2 separate regions of the Mus musculus genome follow, and region 1 is linked to region 2. The links are chromatin loops, found by intact Hi-C in ENCODE. Cell type or tissue: left cerebral cortex. All regions are shown on one strand. Links, peaks and the distances in the headings refer to the core of each region. The heading gives the core; the rest is flanking DNA. Region 1 overlaps Enah (ENAH actin regulator). Region 2 overlaps Enah (ENAH actin regulator).

Region 1 (2,814 bases), core at 52-2,551, 77 kb after region 2:
TCCTTTCCTCTAAAAAAACAAAAACAAACCCACACATATACACACATCCAGTCTTTTCTTCTTTTAAAGAAAAGGAATGTTGCAATCCCATTTCTGACTAATTGCTCGTGGGGGTGCATGCCTACCATACCTGTGAGGGCTGCTTCAAGACTGAAAGCACCAGGCTGCTTTGTGAGTTTCGTGGCAGCATATGCAATGGAGTGAGAACCTGTGTCAACCAACCAACAGAACCAAACAAATCTGAACTGTGAATCAGCAGCACCCAAGCTCTACCCACCCAGAGCTGAGTATCACTGAGAAGAAAAAAGCTGTACTGGGGAGGAAGACCAAGACATCAGCTAATGAGAGAGGAGAGAACCAAAAGAGCTTAAGTCACTTAAAACCAGAAGTCACTTAAGTCGCCGAAGGGGAATGCTGTCAAACAGCTGATGAAAACCTGGGTCACTGTTATGACCAACTTTTCGTAGGTGTGCTTTGTAATGACTTTCCTTCCACTCATGGGGGTAATCTATCCATACTTCAGGGAGCAACTGAATCAGTCTCAGATGCTACAACGCATCTGTTTGCCACCACCCATTACCAAAACGCTTGAGTTTCAATAGATGTCTTCACACAGCAACGACTGCATCCTAGTAGAACATGAGCAGTTTAAAGAGCAGAGACTAGTAAGCTAAGTCTTCCTTCTCACTAACCTGACCACAACCAAACAGACTCTAAGTATAATGTAGGAGGAAAGAAAGCTCAGCAGAACCCAGAGTTAATTATTCTTCAATTTAAAGGTCAACATCAAAACATTCCCTGCTGCTGCCGGCTGTGAAGCCGTGGACACTCTGTGTATTTGCTGGCTGGCATAAAAACTGGCACAACACTTTTAGAAAGCATTTTGGCAATATGATTCAAGAGCTTTTAAAACTGTTTCTATTTCTTAAGGGATCTAATACTATTTCTGGAATTCTATCTTAAGGACATAGTCTACAATTAAGGAAAAAACCCTTTGGGTTCAGGAAAACATTATTCATTATACAAAACCACTCTACACTATGTAAATAGCCACTTAGAAGGAAATAGGTAATTTACAATGAAACATTCATCTAATAATTTCCTAAAAGCATAAAAAGGGGAAAACATACCAAATGATCAAAGCAAAATGCATGCATTCATAATCACCTGTACATAAATCACAACATAAGGTTGTCTTTAATTGGATCTCTGTTAGTTCGAGGCCAGTCTGGTCTATACAGCAAGATCCAGGACGGCCAAGACTACACAGAGAAACCCTATTGGGGGACAGGTGAGCAACATGAGAAGACTTATAAATCCAGAAGAGCAAGAGTCTTGAGTTTTGCTGAGTGCAGTGGTGCGTGCCCTTACTCCTACCACTAGGGAGACAGAAGCAGGCAGAACTCTGTGAGTTCGAGGCTAACCTGGTTTACACAGTGAGTTACAGGACACAAGAGCGAAGGAGGGAGAGAAAAAACAGAGAAACAAATATGTTCAAATAAAAAAATTAATATGAAAAGATTCTGGGCTTTCAAGTAGAAAATCTATCATAATACTGAAAGGGTGAGAATCAAAGGGAGAAAGGTAAACTCCTGAAGGAACAGCAGCAGGGCCTGGCAGCTCACCCTGCAATCCCAGGAGCCAGGGGAAGGCTGCTACAGAAGGACTGCAAATTCAAGGGCAGATTGTGTTACACAAAGGGACCTTGTCCCAAGGGGGGAAAAAAAGAAGGGGGAGTGGAAATGGAAATATAGTGCTCGCATAATACAAAGCAGAAGGAAAGACGAACCTGCACGAGTCCACTTCTCAGCGTGAAGATCTGCCTTAGCAATGCTTTTCTGCTTTTCCCCACACCTAGTGTCTATTTTCCAGATTAACAACACTACAGTTAACTACAAATCGCCCATGGATAATAACAGGAATGTAGAAAATACCAGTATAAGACCCAATGAAAGCTGTCTGTAGCTTTGGACAGCACTGCATTAGAATTCACAATAACTGGTAAACCTGTAACATGAGGACTATGAAGTCAAAGACAGCCTGGGCCACAGAGTTTTAGGTTGGTTACCATTATGAGATCCTGGCTGGAGAAAAAAGCACAAATGTAATAATATGTATATATACATATATATGCACTATATATGCTACCTATAGCATATATGTGCGCTATATATAGCATACGCATACACACACATAGCAGTGATTTACAACCAATCTCAACAGCAAAGTACGGTAAATAGAAACCTGAAAAAGCTACAGAAAGCCTTTTGTTTAAAAAAAACAAACAAACAAAACAAACAAACAAACAAAAAGCAAAATCCTTGCTCTTTCAACAGAAGGCAACATAGCACAGTGGCTGAGAGCACATCGAGAGCAAGCACTGCTCTGTTCATTGCTTTTTTTCCTTCTCTTGCTCCAGCCCTGCACTCTCTGAACCCACTACTTCCCCAAGCTTAAGATTTATATATTTTATGTATGTGAGTACAATGTCACTGTCTTCAGACACATCAGAAGAGGGCATCAGATCCCATTACAGATGGTTGTGAGCCACCATGTGGTTGCTGGGAATTGAACTCAGGATCTCTGGAAGAGCAGTCAGTGTTCTTAACCGCTAAGCCATCTCACCAGCCCCATTAATTGCTATTTTATATTACTCTGTGCCTTAGTCTTTTTGATCTGGAACAGCGGTACATACCACAGAGTGCATACATTACATTAACTCCATTATATGTGCAGTTTTATAAAGACTTAACATTGTATGAGTTAACTAAAGGACTAAGAAGACAGCCTGAGCAGTGTCAGTCGGAAACCATA
Region 2 (2,814 bases), core at 242-2,741:
CAGCACTCAGGAGGCAGAGGCAGGCGATTTCTGAGTTCGAGGCCAGCCTGGTCTACAAAGTGAGTTCCAGGACAGCCAGGGTTATACAGAGAAACCCTGTCTCGAAAAAACCAAAAAGAATTTAAATATAAAGTGATTTTAGGCTTTGAGGTAGAAATATAGGAAGTACTTTTAAATATTGTTAAAAACAAACAAACATACAAACAAAAAAACCACAGAGTAAAGAATTTACTTAAAATTGAAAACACCAAATTAGTAAGTATTTACTTAAGCCTTAACAGGGCTAATTTTCTTTCTGTAAAGCTAGTGAGTTGCACACTTGGGGAGTAGCTGTCACTTCGGAGGTTTCACCAGGGAATACACACAGAGCAACAGAGGGCTGACGGTGAGCTCTTCCATCCTTCGGACTGAGCTCCGAGCACCAGTAGGCTTTAGCCTGGCAGGGCCTCTTGCTCAGATGTCAATCAGAGAGATACTAAATTACACATGATAAATTTCTTTTCACCTTTTACAAAAATCTAGTAAGACAGCATCAAAAAAATCTACTTTTAACAAAAGAGGTATGTCTAAATCCAGATTATTACATTGTTTGTATAAGCACACTTCCTCTCTACATCCTATACTTATAAAGAGGAACAAAGGCAGGGTTCCATGCACCTTCTTATGTACAGAACCGCGTCCATCTTTATGTCCACAGGCTGCACTTAATGTTACATGGCCCTTCCCTGCTGCCCTGCATCACGGTCCGTGTCTACAGGAAACCTTCAAGGACCTTCTGTTTGCCTGTATAGCAACACTTGCAATAGAACCCTCTGGGGGATACACCAAGCCTGCCAACCCTCTGCTTCTGCAAAGGGCCTGAGGCTACCTACCCTAAAGGTCTAATACAGAGAGCTCAATACAGGAGAAGTGGAAATGAAAAAGGGATCTTAGGGCAGGAGTGCTCCAGGGAAAACTCAGGGATGATTTATCTATTAAACAGATCTCCATGTCTCTAGGAAAATATCTCATATTTACCCCAGGGAAGATGAAACAGTCAAGTGCTCCTAGTGAAGTTTAAGATGAATGTAGAAGTACTAGGATCCCTAAATATTAGAAAACACCTATAATACAGTACTTACTGCAAACGATCTAAAACCTAAGTTTAATATGGACATCTCCCATACTAAATTCCAACTAAGGCCCAGGATTTAAAAAAACAAAATCCTTCATTTTAATGTTCTAAATAATAATAATAATAATAATAATAATAATAATGATAATGATAATGATAATGATAATAATAATAATACAACCCCAAATAGCACTTTGGCATAGAGACGCTCAATCATGAAATCCATAGGACCCAGCCACTCTTCTAGGCAGGCAAAGTTGCTCTGCACTCCTCAGAATGACCAGTAGTCAGCAGCAGAAGTGAAGCCTTACCCTGTGGGGTTGGCGACTCGGCCGGCTGAGAGGCTGCCTGCAAGCCTGGCTCGGAAGCAGAGGAGTCTCCCAGCTCAGGATTTAGAGGGGTCTCCGCAGAGGCAGGGGCAGCTGCAGAGGGAGAAGGGAGAACACTGGGCTTGGATGAGGGAGTTGAGGCAAGAGGGGTGCCTGGAGGAGGAGAAGCCTGTGATCCACAGTGTGAGAGTGAGGCGAGGGGAGGCAGCGGCGGCGGTGGCAGCGGCGGTGGTGGTGGCGGCGGCGGTGGCGGTGGCGGTGGCGGCGGAGGTGGCGCTGCTGGCCCTGAGGTAGGCGGTGGAGACACTGGGTATGTTACAGAGTCTAGCGACCCATTGGGTGCTGTTGGTGACGGAGGCATTTGGGGCACAGGAGAGGAGACACAAACGGGAAGGACAGGCCGTGGGCCAGTAGCTTTGCCAGGGGGGCTGCTAATCATTATTGGAGGAGATGGAGGGAGGGGCGAGAAATTGGAAGTAGGCCAGGCACAGGACTTCGCAGCTGGAGGCTGAGAAGAGGGTGTGTTCACAGGAGAAGAAGGTCGAGAGTTTTTGTTGAGAGGACGAGGAACTGTAGCGTAATGGGGAAGAACAGGGTGGAAGGCTGAACCTAGAGATGTTGCAAAACGTGTCGCTGCGTGTCTCAGTGGTGGTGTAGGGGGTGTGGAAGTAGGTGGCAAAGCAGTCACTACAGCGTAATCAGGAGTGGCGTCTGACACCGGAGCTGAGATGACTTTAGCATATGATGGAGGAGGTGCCGAAGGCGGCTGGCAACTGGAATACTCAGGAAGTGGAGCACTAGACAGGGAGCTGTCTGAAGATGGAGCTGGACATAAGGTGGAAAGCAGCGGCAAAGACAGGATAAAAAAGGAGAGAGAAAAAGGGAGCCAGTGAAGCCCGAGACCAGCATCAGACAAAACGCACAAACGTGGATGACAGTTAGCACCAGGGGATTAGGCAAATAACTGTCTCCACTGGAGAAAACTTAACTTGTAAGCACATTTCGAAACCCAAAAGAGGATGAAATAAGTTCTTTTAAATATGTGGATTAATAATTTATCCTCTACAAGGATAGTAACAGTCTTAATGTTTATTACTTAGTCCACTAAAAACTGCATCAAAATTATTATAAACAGCAGAATAAACCGAGTTGTGGTTTCAAACCTGGCGAAATGTTTACTACGATGGGAAAGGAATGCCCAACTCAGTGTCTTATTTTTGGACATCTCTACCTTCTTAGCCATAACTCCAGACAATTATGCAGTTAAGAACAATAAATTAACCAATACTGAACCGGCATTGGCCTCTCATATAGCTCAAGATTAAAATTCTTTGATAAATATTAACCATCTTAAATGTTTATACTATATCA

The links. Peaks named below come from ENCODE experiments on the same cell type or tissue, not always from the same donor. Only the 100,000 strongest peaks of a DNase experiment are listed, where the experiment ranks them.
Region 1: it touches region 2 in a loop (1.8-fold over the local background); 1 of 42 quality-filtered maps calls a loop at or near these places.

The regions. Positions count from the first base shown.
Region 1 is chr1:181,997,182-181,999,995 of GRCm38, forward strand. All of the region lies in intron 1 of Enah (ENAH actin regulator), which reads right to left. Among named protein-coding and RNA genes, the nearest start is that of Enah, 21 kb to the right of the region's middle. In left cerebral cortex, for the core only: a CTCF peak has its summit at 1,375; DNase peaks (open chromatin) are centred at 754, 1,346 and 1,633; H3K27ac peaks cover 1,062 bases.
Region 2 is chr1:181,920,233-181,923,046 of GRCm38, forward strand. It overlaps Enah (ENAH actin regulator), which reads right to left. Exons shown (of 15, transcript NM_010135.3): 7 at 1,426-2,268. Among named protein-coding and RNA genes, the nearest start is that of Gm33669, 43 kb to the left of the region's middle. In left cerebral cortex, for the core only: a CTCF peak has its summit at 1,402; a DNase peak (open chromatin) is centred at 2,157.